Regions from separate parts of the Homo sapiens genome. Here region 2 is linked to region 1. A link is a loop called in an ENCODE intact Hi-C map of the cell type or tissue named here. Cell type or tissue: PC-9. All regions are shown on one strand.

Evidence for each region. A loop is a pair of places that touch in the nucleus more often than their neighbours do. Peaks named below come from ENCODE experiments on the same cell type or tissue, not always from the same donor. Only the 100,000 strongest peaks of a DNase experiment are listed, where the experiment ranks them.
Region 2: it touches region 1 in a loop (8-fold over the local background); 2 of 110 quality-filtered maps call a loop at or near these places.

Annotation. Positions count from the first base shown.
Region 1 is chr1:43,202,826-43,210,825 of GRCh38, forward strand. CFAP57 (cilia and flagella associated protein 57) reads left to right here. Exons shown (of 23, transcript NM_001378189.1): 10 at 3,895-4,107; 11 at 6,918-7,091. It overlaps LOC105378685 (a long non-coding RNA gene), which reads right to left. Exons shown (of 5, transcript XR_007066041.1): 4 at 3,521-3,567. Among named protein-coding and RNA genes, the nearest start is that of CFAP57, 34 kb to the left of the region's middle. RefSeq lists an enhancer at 3,368-4,567. In PC-9, no CTCF peak of the experiment used is centred here; DNase peaks (open chromatin) are centred at 3,026, 4,226 and 4,656; H3K4me3 peaks cover 1,679 bases; H3K27ac peaks cover 4,197 bases.
Region 2 is chr1:42,932,851-42,940,850 of GRCh38, forward strand. The region is part of intron 2 of SLC2A1 (solute carrier family 2 member 1); the gene reads right to left. Among named protein-coding and RNA genes, the nearest start is that of SLC2A1, 22 kb to the right of the region's middle. RefSeq lists enhancers at 1,796-2,588, 3,963-4,032, 7,957-8,000. In PC-9, a CTCF peak has its summit at 4,655; DNase peaks (open chromatin) are centred at 3,911, 4,541, 5,091 and 5,671; H3K4me3 peaks cover 110 bases; H3K27ac peaks cover 7,903 bases.

The sequences.
Region 1 (8,000 bases):
ACTTTATGCAAATAAATTTTAATATATAGATGAAACTGACAAATTCCTATAAAAATTGAATCTGTAGGCTGGGCGCAGTGGCTCACACCTGTAATCCCAGCACTTTGGGAGGCTGAGGTGGGCGGATCACGAGGTCAGGAGATGGAGATCATCCTGGATAACACGGTGAAACTCCGTCTCTACTAAAAATACAAAATATTAGCCGAGCATGGTGGTGGGCACCTGTAGTCCCAGCTACTCGGGAGGCTGAGGCAGGAGAATGGCATGAACCTGGGGGATGGAGGTTGCAGTGAGCCGAGATCATGCCAGTGCAGTCTAGCCTGGGCAGCAGAGTGAGACTCTGCCTCAAAACAAAACAAAACAAAACAAAACAAGAAGAATCTGTAACTTAAAACCTTTCTACAAAGAAAACTCTAGGCCCAGATCTTATCACTGGGGAATTTTATCAACATTTAAGGAAAAAAAAATAACACTATCACTAATCTTGAAAAAAACTCTTCTAGAGAATTGGAAAAAGAAGGAATACTTTCCAGTTATGTTCTATGAGGCCAAAATAATTGTGATACCAAAATCTGTCAAAGACACCACAAGAAAAAAAAATAAGCTAGTCTTTTTCATGAGCACAGATAGAAATATATATTTATATATATATTTTAGACGGAGTCTTGCTGTGTCACCAGGCTGGAGTGCAGTGGCACCATCTCGGCTCACTGCAACCTCTGCCTCCTGGGTTCAAACGATTCTCCTGCCTCAGCCTCCTGAGTAGCTGAGATTACAGGTGTGCGCCACCATGCCCAGCTAATTTTTGTATTTTTAGTAGAGACAGGGTTTCACCATTTTGGCCAGGATGGTCTCGATCTCTTCACCTCATGATCCACCTGCCTTGGCCTCCCAAAGTGCTGGGATTACAGGTGTGAGCCACCGTGGCCGGCCAGCTTTCAAGATTTTCTTATCTTTGGCTTTCAACATTTTGTTTTTGATGTGTCTGGATCTAGATTTCTTTGCATTTATCCTACTTGGAGTTTATTGTACTTCTTGGATGTGTAGGTTAATGTTTTTCAACAAATTTGAGATTTTTCAGCATTATTTATTTGAATATTTGTTGTTTTTCTCTCTTCTCCTAGTGCTCTCATTACAGTACCATACGTGGGTGCATTTAATGGATGCCCACATTTCTCTGAAACTCTGTTAATGTTAATTTTTCTTGATTAGTGTTTCTCTCTGTTCTTCCAATTGCACAATCTCTATTGAGCTATTTCAAGTTTGCCAGCTCAAATCTACTGTTGAGCCTTCCAGTGAATTTTTCGTTTTGGTTATTGTACTTTTCAACTCCAGAATTTCCATTTGATTTTTGAACTAATTTCTGTTTTCTTATTATATTCTTTATTTGATGAGGCTTGTCATCCTACCTTCCTTTAATTATTTAAGCGTAGTTTCCTTTAGTTAATTGAACTTATTTGTATTAGCTACTTTGAAGTCTTTGTCCGCAAAATCTACCATCTGGGCCCCTTCAAAGGCAATTTCTATTGCCTGAATGCTTTCTTTCTTTCTTTTTCTTATTGGTTACACTCTTTTTGTTTGTTTGTTTGTTTGTTTATGTTTCAATTTTTTGTTGGCTGAATATTTTAGACAATATATTGTAGCAGTTCTGAATATGTGTCCCCCCAGGGCATTGTTGTTGGTTGGTTGGCTGATTATCTGTTTCGTGACTTGGCTGAGCTAATTCTGTAAAGTCTGTTTCCCCTGTAGTGAGCAGTGTCTCATATCACTACTCAGATCTATTTTTCATCTTTTCTTTTAGCCTGGCTACCTAGGGTTGCCCATGAGTTGCCTAAGCTGCTTATTAGTTACAGATGGTGCATAAACCCCCTTAGACAATTAGGTTTTTACCTTTTACTACCAGATTTATGTGTGGCTTGGAAAATGCTATCACAGTTCAGAGAGTGATGGCTTTTGCATCATGTTCAGCCAGAGACTGGTAGTTTGGATGACCCCTTTCTGATTGTTCATAAGAGGGTACAGCCTTGGGCATGCACAGAGTCTTCCAGGCTGCGAGGGATGAATATGATTTCATTTTTAAGCCTGGCTTCCTAGGAGATGCCCCTGGGTCGGGAGAGCTTAATGTTCCGCATTTGGTAGACTGTTGTGTTTGGTAGGCCCGTTGTGCCAGTGAGACTCTGCCCTATGTTAACGGGTCTTTGTGTAGCTTAGGAGATGCTTTCAAGTTTTCCTCATATCCCACTCTGACTGCACCTGAATCAGTACAGTCTAACACATACACAAGACCTTCCAGCCTCTAGAGTTGTCTGTTATCCCTGAAGGACTCTTCTTCTCTGTCCCTTTCCCTTGTTCTATCAAAATTCCACTCCTCTATATCATTTTGCTTACATCCTGGAGTTATCAGCCTCCTCTTAATCACTTTCCACCAAGATCTCCACTGTTTTAGACAATGCCCATAGGCATGGACTTTTCCATGTTCTATTCCAAATAAAGTCAGCCCCCTCAAGCAGAGCTGTAGAGCTCCCTGTCTTAGCACCTGACTTTCCCACAGACAGAACCTTTGCTCCACTGCACCAGAGCTGGGGCGGGGACCTGCTTTTCCAGGAGTAACATCCTCACTTCTGTGAGTGACACTTGAGGTGTGTGCGTGTGTGTGCACATGCGTGTGTATGTGTGTGTGCACGTATGTAAGCCCCTGGTCTTTTTGGCTTGCCCTTCATGGCTTGGAACTTTCACTCTATAAGCAAACTGGGTCAGGAATCATTAGGGCACAGTTATTCTCAGTATGCTGAGCTTAGAGTGGAGTTTCTTCCAACAAGTGACAATGGGCCGAGGGGAAGAGAGTCTGAGCCCTCTTGGCCACACCTGCTTGGAATAGAGCTTCTGCAACATGGGGCTGGGGTAAGAATAAGAAATCCCAGCAGTTTCCCTTTCCAGACCGAAACCATAGCCCAAGATCAGGAGCTATGGGGAGAGGGAGTCGCTTATCTTGGCCACATCTGCCCAGAGTGCACAGCAGTGAAGTTTCTGGAGCTGAGGCCGTAACAGAGCGAGTCATGGCTTAAATGCAGCAGACTCTGTTCTTACTGGGATTGAGTAGATTTTCTTGAATAAATGTTTTTCCATTTGCTGTATTCCCTGAGGACAATTTCCAGAGACATTTTATTTATTTTATTTTAGACAGGGTCTCACTCTGTCACTGAGGCCAGAGGGCAGAGGTACACTCATAGCTCACTGCAGCCTCAGCCTCCCCAGTTCAAACCATCTTCCTGCCTCAGGCACATGCCACCATGCCCAGCTTATTATTTTTATTTTTATAAAGACAGGGTTTCACTATGTTACCCAGGCTATTCTCAAACTGCTGGGCTCAAGTGATCCTTCCACCTCAGCCTCCCAAAGTGTTGGGACTACAGATGTGATCCACTGCACCCAGCCTTCTAAAGACTTTAAATGATTATTTTTTATCATATTTACCAGTTAACCTACATTGTCAGAGAGAAGGTCAAGTTGAGGTTCTTACCGTGCCATTCCAGAAGTCCACTCTCTCTGTGCTATTTTTGCAAGTTTCTGTGAATACATAATTATTTCAAAAATGTTTTGAAAAAACAGCAATAATTGGTTGGTTCTAGCCTTAAGAAACCTGTAGGATTCAGTCTTTACGTTCATAAAGTGAAAAAGAAATGAGAGTGTTTCATCTTCAGTAATTTGCAAGCGTCATAGAAAACAGAATGTGAACGTTCACAAGAAGCTATGTTTTGTGCTAACAGAAGGGCCTACAGCAGGAAAGGACGTTCTGCTCAGTCTAGTGGAGCACCTAAGGAGTTTGCACCCTTTTCTGTGTTAGGGTGTAAGTGTGTGTACACTCTTCACTGGATATGTCTTCCTCTCCTGCAGATTCGCTCAATTGTGTGGAATGCAGATGATAGCAAACTGATTTCTGGTGGCACAGATGGTGCTGTGTATGAATGGAATCTGTCCACAGGAAAGAGAGAGACAGAATGCGTGCTCAAGTCTTGCAGCTACAACTGTGTTACTGTCTCCCCCGATGCCAAAATTATCTTTGCTGTTGGATCAGACCACACCCTCAAGGAGATTGCAGATTCCTTGGTGAGTCTGCCCCTGCCCCGCCTCTGGGCTGGTGCACGGATCTGCAGGGACAGCTTCCCGTGCTTACAGCACAAAGTATGCACGGAATGAGGGCCTCTGCATACAGGGCCCCTTCTTCCCAAGATAACATCAGGCTCCTCATTCCTTTTAGATTAGCTCAGTTATCGTCACTTCCTGAATTTCCTGCCTAGTTTCCTTCCTGACTGGGTGAAATTGTAAATTGCGGGGCTCTTTTTCATTTCCCTTTTACTTGCTGTCTGTAACTTCTCTCCCACCTTCCAGGCATGGAGGTCATGTCATCTCTAAACTGTACTCTTACCCTTGGTCTGCACTTACATTCCTGGGGTAAAAACCTAACTACGGTATGCACTGAGTAACACCAATGATGGACCACATGGACTGTAAGATTGTAATGCCATAAGATTATAATGCCAAATGTTCACTGTACCTTTTCTGTTTAGATACACAGATATTTTCCATTGCGTCACAGTTGCCTACAGTATTCAGCATAGTCACATGCTGTTCAGGTTTGTAGCCTCGGAGCAGTAGGCTCTACCACATAGCCTAGGTGTATAGTAGGCTGTCGCAGCTAGGTTTGTGTAAATACACTCCGTGATGTTTGCGTGACAAAATAGCCTAACCATGTATCCCATATCAAGCGATGCATGACTGTGCAGTGAGCTGCTCTCACCTAGGCTTGCCACTGTATTCTTTTGAAATCCCCAAACTCTGAAACCGTACAGTTACATTGGGCTCCAAATAGTGAAGGGAAAAGAGAGGAGCTCAGCAAGGATGCATCATACAAACATGGGCTGTGCGCTCCTCCAGCTGGTTCCTCCCACTTTTCCTGTGACTGGTGCCTGGGAAAGTGCGTAGATACCACGGCAGCAAGCTAGCCCAAGGCAGATCTCCCGTGGCTGGAACACAGCTGACAGTATGGTGACTCTCCTGTGTACCCCCGAGTAGCCTGGTCCTAATTCAATGGCAGCTATCAGTGCTGTGCCAGAATAAAGCCCCTTTAGGGCAGGGCCATCTTTTGCTCCTCTTGGCAGCCCTACTAGCTGGCACATTGTGTGGTGCACAGCATTCAATAAATGTGTGTGTAGGCATGAAAAAATGCTCATCATCACTGGCCATCAGAGAAATGCAAATCAAAACCACAGTGAGGTACCATCTCACACCAGTTAGAATGGCAATCATTAAAAAGTCAGGAAACAACAGGTGCTGGAGAGGATGTGGAGAAATAGGAATAATTTTACACTGTTGGTGGGACTGTAAACTAGTTCAACCATTGTGGAAGACAGTGTGGTGATTCCTCAAGGATCTAGAACTAGAAATACCATTTGACCCAGCCATCCCATTACTGAGTATATACCCAAAGGATTATAAATTATGCTGCTATAAAGACACATGCACACGTATGTTTATTGTGGCACTATTCACAATAGCAAAGACTTGGAACCAACCCAAATCAATGATAGACTGGATTAAGAAAATGTGGCGCATATACACCATGGAATACTATGCAGCCATAAAAAAGGATGAGTTCATGTCCTTTGTAGGGACGTGGATGAAGCTGGAAACCATCATTCTCAGCAAACTATCGCAAGGACAGAAAACGAAACACCGCATATTCTCACTCATAGGTGGGCATTGAACAATGAGAGCACTTGGACACAGGGTGGGGAACACCACACAACGGGGCCTGTCGTGGGATGGGGGGAACAGGGAGGGATAGCATTAGGAGATATATCTAATGTAAATGACGAGTTAATGGGTGCAGCACACCAACATGGCACATGTATACATATGTAACAAACCTGCACGTTGTGCACATGTACCCTAGAACTTAAAGTATAACAATAATAATAATAAAAGAAAAAAAAAATATGTGTGTAGGTGGGTGGGTGAATGAGTGCATGAATGAGTGAGGGAATGAAGGGGCGCTCTGATAGTACAGTAGTCCCACCTTACCCACAGTTTCAGTTACCTGTGGTCAACCAAGGTCCAAAAACAGGTGAGTACCATACTGTGAGTAAGATATTTTGAGAGAGAGAAATCACATTCACACAGCTTTTATACAGTATTCTTATAACCGTTCTATTTTATTATTAGGTATTATTTATCTCTTACTGGACCTAATTTATAAATTAAACCATATCATAGTTATGTACGTATAGGAGAAAACCATAGTATATATAGGGTTCAGTACTATCTGTGGTTTCAGGCACCACTGGGGATCTTGGAACATATCCCTCAAGGATAAGGGGAGACTAATGTATGGTTTTGCTTATGTAATGAGCATTAATAAATGCTTGCTGAATGCATTTATGAGCAATAGCCCATTCTCATTTTGAAATGCACCCATGCATAGCAGTCAAAGCAGAGACTGGAGCCCACCCAGGTACATGAGTTGAAGCAAATGCCTTTCACACAGATGGTCCGTCATCCATAGACTAGGGATAACAGTAACTGCCTCAGAGGGTTTCGTGAGGATTGAATGAGTTGCAACATGGAGAAGGCACAGAACAGTGCTTGGCACATAGTAAGTGCTATATGAATATCTCTCTCTATTAGTATTATTCCTAACTCATGAACCTGGTTATTTACCAGCAACACAACAAGGAATATCTAGTTTGCGCCTTTTTTTGTGCTAGGCACTATACCGGATGCCAAAAGGGGATAGAAAAAGCATTTTTTAAAGACAAGCCCCTAGGGATCTGTTAGAGCAGAGGGCGAGAGAGTATGGCACTGGGACGTGGGGGCCACAGCTCGACCCCTCACACTGAGCAGAGCTGCCTGTGTCTCAGATCCTTCGAGAGATATCGGCGTTTGATGTCACCTACACCGCCATTGTCATCTCGCATTCTGGACGCATGATGTTTGTGGGCACCTCGGTGGGAACCATTCGTGCCATGAAGTACCCTCTGCCTCTGCAGAAGGAATTCAATGAGTACCAGGCCCATGCCGGTCCTATCACCAAGGTGAGCAGGGCCCTCTCCCCAGGAACCCAGTCCCACACCTGCCTGCTACGTGCCTTGTTCATCCCTTCAACCTCCCAATGTCTTTTCTCTCTCCTTCTTCTCTCTTATTTATTCATCCATCATTCATTGAATCACCATCTATTGACTATGAATATACTCTTTGTTTAAACTACTTCCAGGAATTTAGCCTAGGAAATCATCAGAGATACACCTAAAAATGTATGTACAACGTTTTCACCATAATATTATGCATAATAAGGGGCCGTTTGGTGGATGCCGTAGCTGCCGTGAGTGTGGGCTGCACTTGACCACAGCTGCCTCCTCCTCCAGAGAATGCCCCAGACTGAAAGGAGCCATAGCCCTGAAGATTGGCCCCTACCTCTCCCTGAGGGTACAAAAGGCCACCCCAGGGGCAATACCATGAGTACACATTTGTAAATTGTCCTTCCATTCACCCTTCTCATAAAGTAGTATCTATGTTCAACAGTCAAAATGTGGAAGCAACCAAGCATCCATCGACAGACGAATGCATAAGCAAAAGATGGTATATCTATACAATGGAACAATACCCTGCCTAAAAAGGAAGGGAATTCTGCAATGTGCTACCACATGGATGAACCTTGAGGATGTTATGCTAAATTAAATAAGGCCAACCACAAAAAGATAAGTACAGTGTGATTCCACTTTTAGGAGATACTTGGAGCAGTCAGAATCACAAAGACAGAGTGGTGGTTGGCAGGGGCTGCAGGAAGGGGGAATGAGGAATGATTGTTTCATAGGTATAGAGTTTTGGTTTTACAAGACAAAAGGATTATGGGGGTAGTTGGTGGCAATGGCTGCACAACATTACAAATGTATTTAATAACATGAACTGTACACTTGAAAATGGTTAAGATAGCAAATTTTACA
Region 2 (8,000 bases), 270 kb before region 1:
CAAGTCAGCAGGCATCTGATGGAGGCCAGGCTCCAAGGGGCGAGGACAGTTGGTAGGGCAGAGGCAAGCCCTAAGGATCTGCTTGTCCGTTCCAAGGACGCCATGCAGGGCAGTGAATAGAAACCTGAACTCTGATTCTGGACACAACTAAATTCAGGTCCTAGCTCCACCCCTTATTTCCAGTGTGACCATGAGCAAGTTATTTCATCTGTGAGTTTCCATGGCCCCATTTCTAAAGTGCAGACATTAGCAGGAGCTGCTTCACAGTGCTGCAGGGAATCAGTGAAACAGTGCTTGGTGTCATCATCCCTAAAATCACCCCACTGCACACTGGTGGCCTGAAGGCTGTGCAGACCACTAACAGAGTCTCCCCAAGCCTTCAACCCGTAACTCAAAATCGGGGCTCCTGCCAGGTATCAATCCAATCTCCCTACCTACCACACCTTTGCACTCACTACACACCATCTCCCACCCCTCTACGCCTTTGAGATGCTACTACTCCTGCCTGGAAGGTACCCCTGGCCTTATTGCTGAAACCTTTCGAGATCCAGGTTTCCCTGACTCCAGGAGTTTGTCTTCCCTGAGGAAGACAGTTGATTCACACCATGGTCTGTCCCAGAGCCAGTGCCAGGGATACCTGGTGAGGAAATGGAGGAATCGAACCAAAGGTGTTAGGCTCTCCTCTTAGAACCCCTTGATTCTGCTGGGGGCAGACAGAAGGCAGATTTTGACAAAAAACAGAGTAACAAAATGCAAAGTGTTCTTCTGTGGACGAAACTAACCCCAGAGGAGGACTGGTTGGGAACGGTAATGCCCCGTTTATCAGGCTCCACCAAGAACAGGCTGCTCTGAATGAGGGTGGATATGGGAACGGTCCAGATAAATGGCGCTTGCCCTTCTGAGGGTCCAATCTTTCCTGACCCATTATGGGGTGAAAATGTGAAGAGATTTCACTTTGCTCTCCTGAGCAACCAGACCTACAAGCAGGGCTGCAGGGCAATGGTGTCTGCCCTTGGGGCTCTCTCCAGGGGCAAGGAGAGGTGTTTGTCCCTGTGCAGACTGGCTCCTGATGGCTAAATTTCTGCATTCCATAGTTCTAAGGTATTCCCCCAACCCTCTGTGGTTCAGAGGCTTGTCTTGTACAACTCTCCACACCTCTTTTGAAATTTGCCAAGAAGTCAGCAAATGGAATTTGTTTGAATTGTATACAAAGAAAGAGTAAATAGGTGCTAAGTAAGGCTTGAAACTACCTAAATAAGCTTGAAGATCTCTTGAGATGTTGGGGCAACTGACAAGAGGGCTGTGTGTAAGTGAGGTGTGACCAGAGCTCCACCCTGAGTTACGTCTCCTGCCTGTGGTCACACAGTCAAAGGGACCCAACCTTGTCCAGGGCTGGCTCCTGGACGCTGCCTAGCTGCTCTGTTACTCAGACCACTTTATGGGGTGGAGGAAGGGTGAGCAGCCAGCTCTCTGCATGTTCACCTTGGCCTAGACCCATCCTCTCCAGCCCACAGCAGCACTTCCTGGCCAAGCTGAGGCTGGGGAGTGGGTTTCTGCCTCTTGATGCCTGAGATTTCTGGGAAGAAGCCACGCCTGGTTTTCCAATTCCTACTGCTGGTTCCGGTGCTCTGTGCCCTCTCCTCCCTGGGGATTCGTATGGGGTTCCACGCTGACTCTTGGCCCAGGAAAGGCAGGGGGATGCTGGAGAATGAGAAGAACCCTACATGGGGAAAAGCTCTGGGGTCACATCCTCCCTAGAAGTGTCTGGGTGCACCTCAGGAAAGAAGAGTCTACTTATTATGCCCTGACAGGATCCCACAGGCCCAATCCCGCCGGCTCCCAGCAGCCTCCGCAACCCTGGGTCATGTGTGAGGTGAGACCTGGCACGTGCCTGTTCTGAACGCTCCCACCTCACATGCCCGTCCCAAGCTTAGGATTTAAACACTTGATGCTGCCACCACCCCACATCCATCCATCACCAGGTCCTCTCGATTCTGCCTCCGAGTCTGTCCTACTTCTCTACCCAGGCAGCCTGCCCTGGGTCTCATCTGGATTCTGCTCCCGACTCTTCCTATCCACCAAAGTCAGACCCCATTTCCCACAGTGAACCACCCCTCAGAATGCAGTCGGAGTCCTGCACACCAAATGTGCCAGGCTCGGCCATCCACCCGCTTCTCTGCTCCCTTCCCAGCCCAGTCTCTTCACCCAGCTGTGGAGTCTGGGTGGCGGCAAGCGTGTTGAGGAGGGAGGAGCGGTTCTGGTTAGTTCCTGGGGGGACTGCCATGGTGTCGGCCAGCCTAGAGCTGAGGGGCTACTACAGATCTCTGTCCAGGTGCCTCACTGAGCCTAGAGGACACCCACCATGGAGACCACCCTGGAGAAGCAGGTTGACTCTGGGCAGCTGAGATCCTTTGAACCGGATGGCTTCTGGTACGCGAAGCTATTCCTCACCCGGTGGCTCTCCTGGGGTGAGGGGGAGGCCTGCCCAAGCCTAAGGACACCTGGGAATCCCCACACCACCTCCCGCCAGTCGAGGCAACTGTGGGTGAGACTACATGTCTGCCCATCTGCCAAGGAACTTCTCACTTCCCCTTTGTAGAGGGGCATGAGGCGGCGAACACTGCCTGGCACATGGGTAAGCTGTTACTGCTGTCACTGTTGCTCTCTCAAGAAAAGAAGTCACCACTTTCGGAGGAGCCTTAGGGACAAGGTTTTCCATTTTGAAATTGCCAGAAATCATTACCCTAAGAATGTAAGAGTAAGGAGGAACCTGAAGGAACTACGGGCCTGCCTCAGGGAATAAAGCTAGTCTCCAGACCCTGCTCGGCTGCTCCTGGCAGAGGAACCCAGCACTCTGTAGCCCCAGAGGGCAGAGGTGCCAGGGCCAGACTCCAGCTCAGGGGAAGGAAGAGCTTTATAGACTTCAGGGTATGAGGCTGCCCACCTTACAGGTGGTGAGTTCCCTGTAAGTAGGGAGCATGCAAGTCAAAGTGCTCCAGAGCCGGACTGGGGTAAACATTTTATGTAAAAGGCTAGCTAGAATCCATTAGGTAGGGTCTGTGAGCCACATATGGCCTCTGTCACTCATTGTTCTTTTTTTCTCAACCTTGTAAAAATGTAAAAACCATTGTTAGCTCATGGGTTGCACAAAAACAGGCTGCTGGCTGGATGTGGCCCTCCTGCCAACCCTTGATCTAGGATTCTAGACCACTGCCAGGAGGGGTATGCGTTTTGGAACCTCTGGCTGGTCTCACCATCCTTCCCTCTAGACATTCCTTTACCCCAGGAGGACTAGGTCAGTTAGGTCATCCCCAGCAGGGATCCCTGGGCCAGGTTTAGGCTCGGTCTCAACTCTCCCTGTGCTCTACGGGATGCTATTGTGGGGAAGAAGGGGCTAAACTGCCAGCCAAGCTTTCAGCGCCAGTTACAAGGAGGAAAGGGCCAGCTTCTCCGGCTTAGCCTCTCAGCCTGGCCTTCACCCCTGTTCCTTGCCTGCCCCTGTCTTCCAGTTGGGGCTGGCCCCACACTGCCCTTCCCACAAGCTCTCAGCCCAGGGCCTTCATCTCCACAGCAACTCTCAGCCACACCCCAGGGTGAGCTGGGAGATTGGAGCCAGATGTTCCAGGTGGGGCTGGACAGATAACCCTGCCCACTGGGTCCCCTGGGGCCTCACTTTGGGGCCTGGGGGAAGAGGCCCAGGTTGGGGCTAGAGCTGGGCCCCAACCCCCCTGCAGAGGGCTGGACCACCCAGGCTGCTTCCCTGGAACAGCCCTGACATGGCTAGCCTCCAAACCAAGGCCAGGCCAGGCCAGGCCTCCCGGTAGACAGAGGAATCATCCCACTGCCGTGGCCACACCCGAAGCCCTTCTCAGCTCTTGCAATAAAGTGTCTCCTCTACCCCAACTATGACTCACAAGGCACACGCAGTGACTCCCTCATACGACCTAGACACCTCACACCTTTGCTTGGGCCTAATCACCTTTCAGAACATGCACAGATACTCCTCTGGAAAGCCTTCCTCCCGAGAACCACCCCTCCCACTCCACTGCAACTGGTTCTCAAACAGAGACGGCTTTGGTACCCCATAGGACATCTGCCAATGCCCAGAGACATTTTTGGTTGCCACACTGGCTACTGGTATCTAGAGGGCAGAAGCCAAGGATGCTGATAAACATCCTCCAATGCATGGGACAGGCCTCTACAACACCAGCAGAAACATCACAGTGCCAAGCTGAGAAACCCTGCTCTAAGGGCGAAGCACCCTCTCCCTCTTCCTTCCCTGCTCCCACTGTGCTTGCTCGCATTTCCATCATCGCCTTTAGAAGACTAACTGTAAGGTACCGTGTGCTCCCTGTACAGTAAACCTCAGCACGGAGATGGTCTGTCTGATGCATCCATGTTGCTGGTGCCCAGCACGGTGGTGGAGGTGCAGAGTTGACACTAAATGACCAACAAGCCATGAATCTAACTGAAGGGCTTGAGGGGTGATGTGATATGACAGGGTGTGATGGTGTAAGAGATTGTGCAACTGTGTGTGGGAAACCTGAGATGTTGGTACATGACTGAGCTTGACTCAGCTCCAAAGTGAGACCACACACTGCCAGCTAGGTGGCAGTTGTAGGTGAGTGAAAGGGTGTTTAGGTGCCCATCTGGGACTGTGTCCATCTTCCACAATGGTCAAGGGCACAGACTAGGGCCAGACTCCCCGGAGTTACATTGCAGCCTTGCCACTTACTAGCTGTGTGTCCTTGCTTTAATTGCTTAACATTCCTGTGCCCCAGTTTCTTATAGAGCAGGGAAAATTATGGTGTCTGCCTAATGGGGTTATTTTGAAGAACAACTGAATTACTATTTCTAGAGTATGTATAACAATGCCTGGGCAAGCTATAAGTAAGCAGTAAGGGTTTATGGTAGTGGTGACGGGTGAAGGGGAGAGAGGACTAGAACTCTTTGGATATAGGAGAGAGAAGGAGAGGCTGCCTAGAGCACGAAGCCCAGTTCAGCCTGACGGGACACAGGGCTTGGGTTGGGAGGCGGGTGTTGCCTCCAGCTCTTTCACTCACCAAGCTGGGTCATCCTGGGCAGACCTCACCTCCTCTGCAGACCAGGTTCCTCCTTTGTCAAACAAGGAGTGTTGTTTGTCAAACAACTGAGGCCTTTCTGGCCCAAACTCTGGATTCTGAGGATGCCTTATTCTCAGACATGCCTGACACTGTCCCTTGGGCCAGGACTTCATGGTTTCTCAGTGGCCGTCAGTCATCTCTACTGGCAGCTCAGTCATTTGGGGAGGGGAAAGGCAGTGCTCGGATGAGCCCAGTATGATGGTCAGGATTCCCTGGTTCATTTAGCTGCTCCCTCTGTGGCTGGGCTCACCTCTTCTGCTCTGTCCTCCTCCTCCAGGAGGGGATGCATGGCAGGAATGTCCTGTCACACTCACAGCAGGGCAGGGGCAGTGTGCAGAGCTGGGGAGGCACAAGGCCTGGAGCCCACCTCTAGCTCAGCCTCTCACTCTCCAGATACCTCATCTGGCTTCAGTTCCCTCATTTAGAAGAGGGGAAGATGTCAGCCCCGCCTGCCTTGTAGAGTTGCTGTGAGGTGGTAATTTATGGGGTGGTGCTTTGTAAACATATAAGGTAGTATGATTAATTAACCACTTCCAGGAGGAAGCCCTTTGGGGCCTGTTTTATGGAAGAGAACAAGCTTCTGGCATCCTCACCACTTGTGGGGCAAAGTCTCTTCTCAAGAGTAGGCAAACTGTGGCCAACCCAATGCTGTTTCCTAAGAGAGGTTCTTCTAAACAGACAAGGGAAGTCAGTGTGCCCACTGCAGGCAGTTAGCAATTCCGCATCAGCAGAACATTTCACACCCCTGCACCTCTGCAGAAGCCCCTCTCACTGCCCAGACACCTGCCCCTCCTGCCCTATGAGGTCAACTAACCCTTCAAGGTCGAGCATGGCTGCCAAGTCCTTCGTGAAGCCCTTTTTTTAATCTCCCCTGTCACCCCAGCCCCAGCATTAGTTGCCCCGTTTGCTCTCACAGCACCTTGAAGCCCTCTGTTAGTGACACTCTGGCTTTCTCCAAGGGGTCTCTCCCACTGCTGTGGAGACAGGGCCTGGCTCAGACTGTGTCTCAGGCAGCTCCCTGAGGGCCAGCATGTGCCTGCTGTGTTCACAGCTATACTTCTCTCTCCTTACTGTCTAGGACCGCATCTGGCACAGCGTGGATGCTCAGGAAGTCCTGGCTGAATGAAAGGGTTGGCCAGATGGAATCTCTGTGTCGCCCTAGGGCAGGCCTTCAGCCTACGCGGGCACAGGAGTCTCTCTGCCCTGTTACTACACATGGGCTCTGAGCCTCACTTTCATTTCTTCTTCTTGGGTCCTTCTGTCCTCTCTTCACATGTTACATGTATCACTTCTAATCTGGCTCCTGGTTGGAAAAACTACAGCCAGCCTTGTGAGAAGTGTTTGTAAAGTACAAAAGTCAACAGACCAAGTGTCTGGGTGCTTGCCCAAGAAACACCGCTAGATTTCAGCGTTCTCAGTTCTGGCCACTCACATCTCCAGCTTCGGTCTGCTGGGGCTGGTTCCTGAAGTGACCTTTGGACAGGTGACCATACATGGTCCTATGAATGCAGTTTACAGGCTCATCTGGGCCCTCTGTGCTGCTGACCAGCCCCGTGATGCCCTGGTCAGAGGTTCTGCCCATATTCCATGACAGTTATAACCTCTTGCCTATTTCTGATTAGATGGGAGGCCCCGGGGATCACAGAAGTTCATCTCAGATTTGTCTACATCTTCAGAAGTCTCTCAGTCCCTGGCTGGGCATGGTGGCTCATACCTGTAATCCCAGCACTTTGGGAGGCCAAGGCAGGTGGATCGCCTGAGGTCAGGAGTTTGAGACCAGCCTCACCAACCTGGTGAAACCCCATCTCTACTAAAAACACAAAAATTAGCTGGGCGTGGTGGTACACACCTGTACCAGTAGCCCAGCTACTTGGAAAGCTGAGGCACGAGAACCACTTGAACCCAGGAAGCGGAGGTTGCAGTGAGCCAAGATCATGCCACTGTACTCTGGCCTGGGCAGCAGAGCAAGACTCCGTCTCAAAAAAAAAAAAAAAAAAAAAGGTATCTCAGTCCCTCCTGGCCAAAGGCAGCCCCTCCCTTCTGCTCCGACACCACCCTCCCTCCTGGAAGACCTCCGCCCTCACTTCCTTATCTTCACCCTCTCCTGCTGATTCCTTCCAACATGTTTAAAAATAACCTTCATTAAAATAAATAAATAAATTCCTAGCCATACCATCATTCCAAACCTCCTCTTTTCTCCCTCTCCCACCAACTCTTTTGGAAGAGCCGTCTCCACCCTTTCTCATCTGCCTCTCACTCTTCACCCAATCGTAGTGAGGCTTCTATCCACGCTGTGCCACCCAGTCAGCCCGAGTGGCCACAAGGCCACCATCGCCTCTTCTGCATTCAGCAATGTGGAGAGGCTTGCCCAGTTCAACCCCTGGGGTACCCGATGGCCTTCCTCCACTCACTATCCACCAGTGTCTATTACTATGACAGGCACCGTTCTAGGCACTAAGGACACGGCCGTGGACAAACCAGACAAATACCCTGGCCCTTCGATGGCTTACATTATCCCTCTGTCTTGGGAGGGTATCCTCTCCTGGTTTTAGAGATACCAGCTCTTGTTCTTCTACTTAGGGTCTTTTTCTAGCAATGGGTTGTTCTCTGGGGCCTTGATCTTTTACTTTTAATTTTTATTTATTTAATTATAAAATTGAGATGAGGTCTTGATGTGTTGCTCAGGCTGGTCTTGAACTCCTGGGCTCAAGTGATCCACCCACCTCAGCCTCCCAAAGTGCTGGGATTACAGCGTGAGCCACATGCCCGGCCTTAATCTTCATTTCTCTTTTTATTCCACAGTCTCCCTAGAAGATCTTTCTCCACTGTGTGGATACCAGTGACTAATTCTCAACTTTTCTCCAGCCTGGGTCTAAG